4 separate regions of the Homo sapiens genome follow, and regions 2, 3 and 4 are each linked to region 1. Evidence: chromatin contacts called from ENCODE Hi-C or POLR2A ChIA-PET data. All regions are on one chromosome and are shown on one strand. The core of a region is the stretch at or near the end of the contact, and the rest is flanking DNA. Distances in the headings are between cores, read along the strand shown.

The links. Hi-C counts contacts between places; a loop is a spot of excess contacts on that map. ChIA-PET counts read pairs that join two places held with the same protein, here RNA polymerase II (POLR2A). Pooled maps may share reads with other maps.
Region 2: a loop to region 1 is called in a map of naive thymus-derived CD4-positive, alpha-beta T cell, with 6 times the contacts of the local background. The contact joins the promoter of NADK2 here to the promoter of C5orf22 in region 1. A Hi-C loop is called at or near these places in 1 of 168 maps with a recorded cell type or tissue (naive thymus-derived CD4-positive, alpha-beta T cell), 1 of 37 single-sample maps with no recorded cell type and 10 of 50 pooled maps.
Region 3: a map of CD8-positive, alpha-beta T cell shows a loop between it and region 1 (8-fold over the local background). The contact joins the promoter of LMBRD2 here to the promoter of C5orf22 in region 1. A Hi-C loop is called at or near these places in 2 of 168 maps with a recorded cell type or tissue (CD8-positive, alpha-beta T cell and naive thymus-derived CD4-positive, alpha-beta T cell), 2 of 37 single-sample maps with no recorded cell type and 11 of 50 pooled maps. POLR2A ChIA-PET finds 5 or more read pairs at or near these places in 2 of 52 experiments (PC-9 and activated CD4-positive, alpha-beta T cell).
Region 4: a loop to region 1 is called in a map of CD4-positive, alpha-beta memory T cell, with 13 times the contacts of the local background. The contact joins the promoter of TTC23L-AS1 here to the promoter of C5orf22 in region 1. A Hi-C loop is called at or near these places in 2 of 168 maps with a recorded cell type or tissue (CD4-positive, alpha-beta memory T cell and naive thymus-derived CD4-positive, alpha-beta T cell) and 7 of 50 pooled maps.

Annotation. Positions count from the first base shown.
Region 1 is chr5:31,530,830-31,533,806 of GRCh38, forward strand. It overlaps C5orf22 (chromosome 5 open reading frame 22), which reads left to right and starts at 1,472. Exons shown (of 9, transcript NM_018356.3): 1 at 1,472-1,644. The coding sequence starts at 1,564. It overlaps DROSHA (drosha ribonuclease III), which reads right to left and starts at 1,264. Exons shown (of 36, transcript NM_001382508.1): 1 at 1,161-1,264; 2 at 621-696; 3 at 1-95. RefSeq lists enhancers at 1,344-1,513, 1,544-1,593, 1,644-1,693.
Region 2 is chr5:36,240,473-36,243,449 of GRCh38, forward strand. NADK2 (NAD kinase 2, mitochondrial) reads right to left here and starts at 1,453. Exons shown (of 12, transcript NM_001085411.3): 1 at 1,027-1,453. The coding sequence starts at 1,326. LOC124900962 (a long non-coding RNA gene) reads left to right here and starts at 1,430. Exons shown (of 3, transcript XR_007058733.1): 1 at 1,430-1,556. RefSeq lists enhancers at 358-427, 1,778-1,977 and a silencer at 518-1,537.
Region 3 is chr5:36,150,468-36,153,444 of GRCh38, forward strand. It overlaps LMBRD2 (LMBR1 domain containing 2), which reads right to left and starts at 1,420. Exons shown (of 18, transcript NM_001007527.2): 1 at 1,089-1,420. It overlaps SKP2 (S-phase kinase associated protein 2), which reads left to right and starts at 1,644. Exons shown (of 10, transcript NM_005983.4): 1 at 1,644-1,803; 2 at 2,304-2,575. The coding sequence starts at 1,796. RefSeq lists silencers at 691-750, 1,351-1,490 and enhancers at 704-1,687, 1,761-1,950.
Region 4 is chr5:34,837,842-34,840,818 of GRCh38, forward strand. TTC23L-AS1 (TTC23L antisense RNA 1) reads right to left here and starts at 1,491. Exons shown (of 2, transcript NR_183259.1): 1 at 1,342-1,491; 2 at 1-1,176. It overlaps TTC23L (tetratricopeptide repeat domain 23 like), which reads left to right and starts at 1,323. Exons shown (of 11, transcript NM_144725.4): 1 at 1,323-1,418; 2 at 2,824-2,898. The coding sequence starts at 2,831. RefSeq lists an enhancer at 1,613-1,722.

The sequences.
Region 1 (2,977 bases), core at 222-2,721:
ACACGTCTAACTCTTCCACTAGATTATCAGCTCCTTGATGATATGGGTTGATTCACAGTCATTTCTGTATCCTTCACATCCCCGGGAAAAGCAACCTACACACAGTAGGTGGTCAATAAATGTTTACTCTCTCACCAATAGTATGTTTCCATGTTGCTACTGTACATTTCCCTTCCATGTACCTCCGCAACAGAAAGCAGGCCTTTTCACTGAGTCATGCAATATTTAATGAGCCCATAAATGGGAAGCACTGTCCCAGGCCCTGTAGACTCAGAGATAATAAGACACACAGCCTGTAGGATTCAAGGAACTCAGAACCCACGTACAAGTAAGTGTTTTAAAAATACAAAATAATGCAATAAACACACAAAAAAGAGGTATGTGCAGGGCTTAGGGGAACACAAAGGTGTGTGCCGCACCTAGAGGTGGGCAAAAGTCAGGGTCACGAACACTCTTGTACAGTGTGTAACAAGAGCTGAACATTCACTGCCAGATCCTCATGGATGTTTCAGTAGTTAGAAAATCTAAAAATACTAATCATGAAATTGACCTATTGAAGGCATAGTCCGGCTGTGTTGTGGATGCAGACTTTAATTCAAAAGTCAAGGAATTCACTGCACCTGGAAAAGTAACTCTCTTTTCTCCGTCTGTCTCTTCTCGGTTGCGGTTTGGAAACAGAGACACTGAAGGAGCTGTCTTGAATAGTTAACACGGCCAGAACGTCAGTGCATGTAAAAAGAATTTTAAAGTGTGACTACATTTTTATTGAGAACTCCCTCTTTCCCCAGGTGGATCTGCAGGGCAGTCACCTTCATCCTGATCCATAACTGCACATTTACTGTTTGCATCTCCCGCCAGACGGTACGCCCCACGAGGCAGGCGCTGAGCTCAGGATCTCACTCCCCTCCGAGAGCCGGGCGGCCCCAGGCCTGGACCATAGTGTGTGCTCCACAAATGAATGAAAGGTCTCCTTTTTCACTTCCACTTATTTGCGGGATCCAGGCCTAGCGTCGCTCTTTTGCCCTTAGCTGCAGATCTGAAGTGGGGCTGCCCGACCCCAATTCCCGGACGCTTTTCACCCCAGCCCCGGAGACTCCAGCCCCGTTTAAATCCTGACACTCGGAAACTCTCTTCTAACACTTGCAAGGTACCCCTTTTACCTATAAAAGGCTCTCGGGCCGCGAGATCGCCGTCAGAGCAAAGCCAGGCTACTACCGCAGGTACCAAGACAGTGGCACCGCCCGCGCCTCCGGAACAGGAAACCGAGGGAATTAAAAAGCAAACCTGAGAAAGCTGGGCCAAGGGAGGGAAAACTCTTCAGCCCACCGCAGGGCCTTGTGCGCGGTGATTGGCGCGTCAACGAAAGCGATGGACGTCTAGACCAATCGTCAGCAAAAGACCCTTTGGAGCCCGCGCCCCCTCCCCCTACGTCCTCCAATCCGAAAACGCAACCGGGTGAGGGAGCGCTTCCGCCCGGAGAGAGCTGGCCGGGATGAGGCGCCGGCTTTCCCGGGTCTTCTCCAGCTGCCACCGCTTTACTGCAAAACTGACGGGCGCAAAAACATGAGTGACTCCGCGGGAGGGCGCGCTGGTCTCCGGCGTTACCCCAAGCTCCCAGTGTGGGTGGTGGAGGATCATCAGGAGGTGAGCGGACGGCAACAGGGCTCTGGGGCAGAATCAGCGGAAGCCCTGACGCTCAGAGGGCCAAGCAGAGGGCGCAACCTTAGCATCGGAGGCCAGAGAGTTAACCAGAGTTAAACTGCCCTATTCCGTTGCTGTGGAGAGGACCCCAAAACAGCTAACTAGGAAGAATGAGAACTGACATTTATGGGCGCTTCCTACGAGTCGGGGCAACTTATTTACCTCGGTTTGCCCCCAAATCCCAGAACCAAACAAAAGGTGGCATCGGGATTCGAAACCGGACAGTCTGGCTGCAGAGCCCTGTGTTCTTAACCTGCAGTTAACTCTGGCTTCCAAGTATCTCCTGGAATCGCCACCACAGCCCTGCTGTTTAGATGGGAGGCTTTATGCTTGGAACGTGGGCTCTGATCTGAAATGGGGACAGTAATCGTAGGACTCACAGGGCTCTTAGGAGTATTATTGTGTGCATACTGTGTTTAAAAATCTTTTTTTTTTCTTTTTTGAGACGGAGTCTCTCTCTGTTACCCAGACTGGAGTGCAGTGGCGCGATCTCGGCTCACTGCAACCTCCGCCTCCTGGGTTCGAGCGATTCTTCTGTCTCAGCCTCCTGAGTAGCTGGGATCACAGGCACGCATCACCGTACCCAGCTAATTTTTGTATTTTTAGTAGAGACGGGGCTTCGCCACGTTAGCCAGGATGGTCTGAAAGTCTGACCTCACGTGATCGGCCCCCGCCGGCCTCCCAAAGTGCTGGGATTGCAGGCGTGAGCTACTGCGCACGGCCCATATTGCGTAAAAAAAAAAAAAAATTTAACACGGTGCCCTGCATAGATAAACACTAAAAGGGGTTTCCATGTTTATGGCCGTGCTGATTTACAGTAGCCAAATTGGTGTCTTAATCTAGACTTTTCCAAGTCAACAAAGGAGGCCCATGGATCTAATAAATATGTTTTAAAGTAGCATCAGTAGGCTTGGGATGGGAGGCAGTTCTCTGGACGTTAAAAAAGAAGAGGGATTTACTGTTGGTGACAGCTAATAGGAGAGGAAGATAGGTTTCTCAGGACCTGGATATAGTGTCTATGACCTTGAGAGAATGAGAAAGCCTAGGTTAGACGGTGCTTTCAAATTAGGTATTAAACCTAGAATTAGAGAAGATGTAAGAGGAGAAATGGCCTTTATAGACCACCTAGCCCAACCCCACCATTCTAAGTGTACCAAAAAGACCCTAACCAGCCTGGACAGCAGAGCGAAATCCCATCTCTACAAAAATAGAAGTGAAAAAATTAGCTGGGCGTAGTGGTGCGTGCCTGTAATCCCAGCTACTCAGGAGACTGAGG
Region 2 (2,977 bases), core at 203-2,702, 4.7 Mb after region 1:
AAATCAGTTATGTGCAATTAATTCCAAAACCTTTTGGTGCACAGTGCCAACAATTAAGAGATTTCCAATATATTTTTCTGGACATACTGCTCATGGTAGCACCGGGCACTCTCCTTTTCCTAAAGTTGGTGGATGGTGGTATGGGATCAGAAACTGTTTTTAAAGTTGGTGGGGGGGGATGACAACAGGAAGATTCAAACTCTGGTTTTTCCCTTGGATTTGTATCTTTGCAGATATATTAATAAACATATCAAATATGGTATATTGTGGAGATACTGCTGCACAAGAGTCGCAGGCTTTTTTATTTCACACACTACCCAGTATACCAGCCCCTTGTCCTGACATTTCTCCTTAATAACGTACATATACAAGTCAAATTTTCTCCCTTTTCCTTCTTAGCACCAAAGACCTGTGCTTTTAAAACAAGCTCGTAGTGTCCAACGACCACGTTCCAGCAAGGAAAAGGCTCACGCTGAAGGACTTTCCGGAGTGCCCTAGGCCTCGCAGTCCTGCAGAGTAAAAGGGGGTGTGTCCGCGGTTGTTTCGGCCCTTTTCCCCCGGCAGCCCTCAGCGGCGCCCTGGGCCCCCTTTCTCGCGGCGGCCAGGGGAGCTGTTCGCAGGGCGTCCAGACCTCAGGCCACTGGCTCACTTTCTTGGAGTGGGTCCCAACCAGGGAACGAGGGCGGGGGCGGCGAGGGCACCAACGAATCCTCAAACCCCTCACTCTGAGGCCACTCGGCAGCCCCTCTTCGCCCTCCCCGCGGCGCCCCTGCCTCCTAAGTCCCTGCATGAACCACTGTCCCTCTCTCTCCCCCTCTCCCCGGCCCTGCCTCTCCCTCGCACACACGCCCAAAGGCAAAGGAGGCCCAGGGAGAAGCCAGAGGACCTGGGGGCCGCGAGAGAGGCAGGACCGGCATCTGCGGTGCCCTGGGAAGAGTCGTCCCGAGAGGTCCCCCCGAGGGGGCGCAGCCGCCACCAGAGCCCCGGCCGAGCCCGGGAGCGAAGCGGGGCCGAGCCAGGACCCACCAGCTGCTTCAGGTCCTCCTCCGAGAGCTCCGCGTAACGGTACCGCTGCTGCTCGAACTCGTACCGGGTGGTTTTGGCCACCACCACCACCCGGGAGGGGCGGAAGCCGCCGTCCGCGCGGCTGCCACAGCCCGCCAGCTCGCGCGGCTGCCCCTGCCCCAGGTGCCGCCGGCCGCCACCGTCACCGCCCAGCCGGGGCCGCGCGGCGGGGCCTCCCGCACCCGGTCCCCGCAGCGCCGCCGCCCGGCCGCCCGCCACGCGACAACAGCTGCCCAGCAAGAAGCCTCGGTAGCAAGTCATCGTGGGCCGGGCCGCGGCCGCGGGCTTGGGCTCGGGCCCCTTGCCTCAGCTCCCTACCGCCGGGAGTGCGCGCCGTCCGCGCCGCCCGGGCCTCTAACTTCGCGCCGGACGGGCAGAGGTTAAGTGCCAGGACGTGCGTGGCCCACGCGGCTAGGGGGACGTACCCAGGCGTTGACGAAGGCGGGGAAAGCGTGGCGATTGGGAAACGGGAGACCCCACGCGGGAGAAAGGTGGGCGGGGAAGAAATGGAGGCCCCAGCTAGTGGGTTTTGTTTGTTTGTTTATTCGTTTCACTCACGCCTGCATAATGGCTGCTTCGCCGCCCGGGGGCGACCTCCCCGCACCACACGCTTCCCCGAGGTCGCTCTTCTCCCGCCCCCAGGCTAACTCTATCGGCCAATCAGAGCCCGCGGCGGCTCCGGATCCGAGGGGCCGCGCCATTGGCTGCGGCCTGAGAAAGAGGTAGAATTCTGTTAGGCGATTGCGTCGCCCTGAGGAATCCAGCTGGATCCGGTCTGAGGCGGCGCGGGGCCAGCGGGTGGGGTTTTGAGCGGCTGGCGGGAAGGCAGGTTCCTGGCATATGCTCGCTTGGGTTCTGTTCTGCAGGCCGACCACGTGCCCATTGGTTTATTTGACCAGGGTCGGTGTGATAGCTGGTGTGTCTGGGGCCGGGCTGGGGGCTGAGGAGGCGGACCCGGCTCCTGCTGCACCGTGTGCGTGGCTTGGCACGAAATCCTCTCGGCGTGGGACCCAGTGCCCGCCCCGCTGCCCCCTGCCCCCCCGAAGAGCCCTACCTATAGGACAAAGTCCAAATGAATTAGTTCTTTGAAAGCTTTTAACTGGAAAGGAGTGAGTTAAAGCAATGTTTGATGACTATTGATCTGGCTTTGGAATCTTGGGTAGCTTGGGAGGCAAGAAGAGGAGGAAGGGATGCTGTTGGGATAATGACCCGTGGAGTGATCAGGACCTGGGCTGGGGTGTGACGAGAACAGAAGGAAACGTCCCATTGTAAGGGGAGAACCACATGGCAGTGCACATCCTGCTGTTCAATTCCGCAGCTCCTTAGATCCCCTTCCCCTGGCACTGTGTTTGCTCCTTTGTAGTCCTGGCGCTACGTCGCTTCTGGACTTTGGGCAGGTTACCTCATCTTTCTGGGCCTCAGATTCCTCATCTGTAAAAAGGGGGTTAGGGTGACCCCAAGGTTCTACCAAGTCCAAATCGATTCAGTGAATCTATGACTCTCCTCACGGGCCCACCAGCACCAGCGTTCATTCGTGGGTTCCCGCGGTGTGCCTGCTGTGTGCCAGGTAGTGTATTGGACTGGGAGCATACACAATGAAGCCCGATAGGTGTTTACTTGGTAAAGTTCTACCACTGACCCGTTCTCACCAAGAACTTTCCCTCACAGCAGCTGCTAATAGTGACGTGTAGTGTAACAACCTTAATAACCTGAGCTTCTAGAGGTAACATCTATAACTATCCTCAGACTCCTTTGTAGTCTTACTATTTTAAACTTCATTAGCATTAGGAAGGAAAAAAAAAAGGGAGAAATCACAGATGACGCTTAGGTTTGAGGCCAGGGTGAACAGGGGAATGTTAATTGATCCATTCGATAGAGAAAAAAAAATGCGTAGGGAGAAACTGTTTGGGAT
Region 3 (2,977 bases), core at 170-2,669, 4.6 Mb after region 1:
TCTCTCTGTTTTGTTCCCTTTCCTGAAGGAAACTATAATTTTTTGTGTCAAAAATATTTTCTCCTATGAGTTGCAATCTTCAGGGAAAGGACGTAGCTTCAAACAAAGGCAAATGCTTTCTCCTTAGCCAAAGTAACATAAAGGTCACTTTCTGTAAAACATCAGGATATTGCATTTTAAAATGCTTTCCATATAACATTAGTTTGATGAACGGCTTAGCCTAGGATTCTGCACCTAGTTCCAATCAAAACCAAGTTGTGAACAGATCCCTTCTTTACACCAATCTCATCTTTCAAGAACGAGCTAAAGGTTCATGAATTCCTTCCTCAAGAGGCAGTTACTTTTCAAGCTAAGGACCAAGCTTGAAACAAGCATATACCTGCACAAGGGAGGTTTAATTTCACTACAGAGCGAATCATTTTTTCAAGGAAACCAGAGGGTGTGTCATACAGCATCACTGAATATTCTAATATGCGATGAAGCTGTTATGCTTCCTTATGAACTTTATAAATCTTCATTTTTATGAGGCTTAGAATTCATCCCCCTTCCCTCTTCCACTGTTTTCCCGGGGTCACAGTTGTAGTATAGTTTGCCCAATGGATTTCGCATGGTCATTGTACCTGGAATATGTCACGCTCCCTACTCTTACTGCCCCCAAACTCTTCTCAGCAGAGATAGGCTGAAAGCAGCTCGCTTTTAGGCGGCGACGCAAACACACGTAGCCAGCTGAGCGACAGCAAGCAACCAAATGGCTTTGCTGGAGGCCCCCTGCGTGCACGGGTAAAGCTCGTTGCAAAATACAGTCCTTTCATTTATTCCCATGTTGCTATTTATGAGACCTGTCAAGGCTGCAAGGGCATGCGCAGCCTTCCCACCACACAGGACCCGCTGGGGTCTCCGGCTCCCCTAAAATTAAACCATTGTCTCTCGTTCCAACGGCGTGTTTAGCTGTTGTGCGTTATTTTACAGATAAAGGAAGGATCCCGTCCACAGACCCAATTCTTAGGGCCGCCTTCTCCCCGACGGAGGAAGAAGCTTCCTGGCAAAAGGACGAACAGGTGCGACGCCAGCAGTTCGCAGCCTCTCACCTGGCCGGCGGGCTGGGCTACTGTCACCACTCAGCAGCCAAGGACTTGGGCCCCGCAGCGGCGGCCACTCGGGGTCTGCCGGGTCCCCTCTCTTTCCGCCTGCTCTCGGCCCCGGACCCCAGACTCAAAAGCGCCTCACGCGTTCCGCCTTAGGCTCACCGTCCGATCTCGCCAGACAGCGTCTGGACGGGACCGGGAAACGGCGGCCGCCACAGCTGTCCAGGTTCTGGGATCCACGCTCAGAGACGACAGCGCTGGCGATCACCAGAAGGCCTGCGGGCTCCCGAGAAAGGAAAATCCGTCTACAGTCCAGCGGCTGACATTTCCCAGTCAGCCGTAGCGCCGCCCGCTTCCGCCTCCCCGCCTACCCCGTGGGCCGACCAGTCCCGCTCCCGCGGGGGGTTGTGGGTATCTCGAAGGCGGGTAAAGCTGCAAGGGAAGGAAGTAAGGGCGAGCCCGTCGGACTACGAAGCGGGACGGAAACTACAATTCCCAGCAGGCCTTGGGCCTCAGTGCGGCCGCGAAGCAGAGCGGGCTGTAGAGCCTTGCGCGCGCAGTGGGGATGGAACGTTGCTAGGCTTAGCGGGTCTGGCTGCTGGGGGCCCGAGCAGCACGCTCGGAGCCGCCGCGCGCCAAAGCGGGAATCTGGGAGGCGAGCAGCTCTGCAGTTAATGCACGTATTTTAAACTCCCGGGCCTGCGGACGCTATGCACAGGTAAACGGATTGCAAAAAGGGGAAGAGCATGAAATGGACCCTCTTAATAATTCTTTTAGGCCGCGAATATCGCTACTGGCTAATATTGTTAGTAATGCTGTTAAGTGAATGGTTGCTTAGCCCCTTCTTGGGGAAAGTGTGAATGGATGGATGCCTTAGTGCGGGGATCAGCGTGTGGTTTTATTTGGCTTCCCTAATTGGGCTTTTCTGCCACCGTTTTCAATCAGTGTATGATTGCCCTGTCTCTCTCCTTGTCTGTTCCCTCCACTGGGAGAAATTCTTGAGGCCTTCTGCAGGATCGTAAGTCAAAAAGCCTTCTCGATTTGTTCTTTTCATTTCTTCGTTTTCTTGGTAACTCGCCGCAGGCACATAAAAAATGCGATTCTGTTAGCTGCTGTGAAGGTTTCCTACAATGCATAAACTGCAGCTTCTTTAATTGCCTTGAAATTATTTATGGGTGTGTTTTCGAAAGGAACCGGGGGTATTGTGCACTTCTGCAGGAAGCACCTCCAGGAGATTCCAGACCTGAGTAGCAACGTTGCCACCAGCTTCACGTGGGGATGGGATTCCAGCAAGACTTCTGAACTGCTGTCAGGCATGGGGGTCTCCGCCCTGGAGAAAGAGGAGCCCGACAGTGAGAACATCCCCCAGGAACTGCTCTCAAACCTGGGCCACCCGGAGAGCCCCCCACGGAAACGGCTGAAGAGCAAAGGGAGTGACAAAGACTTTGTGATTGTCCGCAGGCCTAAGCTAAATCGAGAGAACTTTCCAGGTAAGGACATGAGGGTAAAAATGTCAGTTATGCAAAGGGTGGATTTAGCTATGTTGTTGGGAAACCTTTGTTCAGAGATCTTTAGCATGGGTTCCTTTTAAGATTGCCTAATTCTGAAGCTATTTTTCAACAAAATAGGGCAAGTCGTCAAGTATGCAGGAATCTTGGTAGATATATATATATATATATATATATATATATGTATGTTCTGGTGCATAATCACCTTGAAAATTTTAACCCATGAGAAGACATTCCTGCCTTTTTCCTTAGAAGGGAATCTGCCTGCCTCAAGGCCAGCTCAGTTTCACCGTTTAACAGAAACATAAACAGTGGTCTTCTTGTAGGATTCCTTTTGCTTTGTACCCCTGAGTGATCTTTTTGCCTTAATCACTTTAGTTATTT
Region 4 (2,977 bases), core at 241-2,740, 3.3 Mb after region 1:
AGAACAGGAAACAGGTTCTTCCTTTTTACTCCCATACATGTTAAATACTGTTCATAGAGTCACAAAAATCGTTTACCCCTTACAGAAACCTGGAACCAGAAGGCGCTTCAGAAAGCAAGTGGTACAAAAACTTTCACCGTATAGGCAAGAAAATTGGGACCCACTGGCCGTGACTCGGCCCAGGCTACAGAGTCAAAACCAGAACCTTGACATTCTGAAATCAGGTTCATTGCTGTCATCATTGTTCCATGCTGAGAGTTTTCTTAGGAAAAAGAATAAAGTGGGGGAATCTTTCCAAAATTGTGACTATGGAGCTCGAAAGTACAGATTTAAATCTTGAGTTAACAGACCATACAGGTTTTACTTAAGAGATATTCAAGCAAACTCATTTAAATAACTCCTCCAACCTAACTCCAAAAAGGCTTTCTTGGCAGTCTTGGATCAATGGCAATTAAACTTCCAGCCTAGAGCTGGAAATAACAAACACCAAACGTAAACACCATCTTTCACATTCTCAATGTTCTCCTTGTCTCTCTACCTAGTCTGCTCTTTTCTGAAAACAACTGGGACACATTCACTCCAACTTGACTTGCCATAGGCCTAGTCTATGATAGGGTTCATAATAACATCCTTCAACATAGCGTTGCAAGAGCTGGCGCTGTTTCTTTGGGTATGGCCACAATTGCCTCTGCACCTTGTGTGTATTACACACACTGTATTCCATGCCAACGAAAGGGTAAGATATGGCTGCATTATTTAGGGCTAAGTGCTAAATAAATAATGAACAGCTAACCATTAGCAGATCTAGTAGTCGATTTCTTACCCTACTCTCTTCCTGCAATCAGCTTTCCTAACCATGCCTAGCTCCAATCTTACTGGGTAACACAGACGGTGCCAGCACAGTCAACAGCCATATCTAAGCCTTTCCTCTGGGGTCCATAAAAACAAAACTCCCGAGGAGCTGTGGGGGTGCACCGTGGCCAGGATCGTCGCCGAATACAGCCCGCACACGTCGCAGCTTTAAATAAGTAGGGCCGTGGGGCCCGGCGCTCCCTTCCATCCTTGGACGGAATGTATCTTCTCTTCCTACGCCTTCACCTCCGAGGGGTAAGGTCTCGTGAGATACAATATGCAGAGGCCAGTTTTGGGGCGAGCCGGAGGCCGGGCGCGTCTAACCTGCGGGGAAGGGAAAGCGGAGGGTAAGGCAAGGGCTGCTGTAGGCGCCAGACAACAGGGACTCTCCGAACCGGAAGTGCCCCGCGTCGCCATGGCTACAGGCGCTCCCAGCAGAACCCGTAGCGTTCCGTTCCCATGGCAACGGTATTGTCTCCTTGGCCGGACCTGGGCTGCGGAAGGTAACTGGGGACGTCGCAGGCTGTGCAGCTTTCGCGAGGCACCGCTTTGGCGCCCGGACCGAGGTGCGCCAGGGTCAGGAGGCCGACGCAGCGGGAGGAAGCCGCGCCGTCGGGCTCAGGGAGCTGGGAGGCTGGTTCCGGGGCGTGGTTTCTCCGCCTTGAGCCAGGTGCCCTTTGCGCACTCGCGCGTTCTCTTAGAGCCTCCGCGGCAGAGAGGCTCTCAGAGCTCGACCTGCGGCGTCAGGGCTTACAGACTTGCCGCAGAACCACAGCGGGAAAAGAGGAGCGATTCGTCCTTGAGGGGCTCAGGGCCGTGCGGAACGTCATAGGAACAGAGTCCGGGAGTTTGAGAGATCAGAACTCTTTGCTGTGGGCATAGTGTTTAAAGTGGAGGTTAAAAAGAGAAATTAGTGACTCTCCCTTTCTGATTTTCGGATAATGGATGCTCTGGAGCCTGGGTCAGAAAGCCACTCAGGGCTCGGTGGGAATTAGTGATTCTGGAGGGTGAAAGGAGAGGCGACTTGGTGGATGTTAACATTCAATAAGTAACTGCGTTCGATTTGGGTTTGATTTAAGCGACTGGCATAGCCTTCCTTGAGAGTTGAATTTCACAAATACTGTATTTAGAAATCACATTTTTCGTTTTGTGCTTCCGAGGTTTCTCCTATCATCTAACAGCAACAACTAAAACAGACACATGAATTTCATTTTATTGTTTTATTTTATTTTGAGACGGAGTCTCGCTCTGTCGCCCAGGCTGGAGTGCAGTGGCGCGATCTCCGCCTCCCGGGTTCAAGCGATTCTCCTGCCTCAGCCTCCCGAGTAGCTGGAACTACAGGCGTGCACCACCACAGCCGACTATATTTTGTATTTTTAGTAGAGACGGGGTTTCACCCTGTTGGCCAGGCTGGTCTCGAACTCCTGAACTCGGGTGATCCACCCGCCTCGGCTTCCCACAGTGCTGGGATTACAGGCGTGAGCCTCTGTACCCGCCTCGTGACCCCTGTACTAGAATCTGCTATTAATTAGTGAAATGACCCCGGGGGGGGGGGGGAAAGCAGAATTAACCAATACACTGGCTGTGCTTCGTTTACCACTGAGAGTTGGTTGCTTTGCTTAAATCCAACACGCCGTCAGACCTGCAAAAACAATATCTGAGTTAAGTAGGTGACCATAGTTTTGATGACCCAGGAACTGTAAATGTGCTTGCTTTGAGACATAAAGGCCAGGGATTTTGGAGAAGTAGGGTGGAGTTGAAATTAGGGGAAAGAAATTTAACTTAGACATTTAATTTGGCAAATGTCTGTTTTCCAGCGGTCTCCATATCTAAGTATGCGTAGTCTGTGGATTTAGGATGGGTTATATATTTGAGCAGTTTTAGTTTAATGTTAATAGCAAACCAGAGGGGGAAAATAGAACAGACACCCAGCCTTTTCTCTCAAAGCTGACCTTACCTGATTCTTGGTAGGAAGAAGATGCAAGCCAGCCCCATCCGTATCCCAACTGTTAGCAATGACATCGACTGGGATTTCTGCTTCCATATGTAAGTATCACAGCATTTTGACATCACAGGTACTTACTGGGCTGAAACACTGGGACCTCCTGCTTAAGGCAAACCTGGG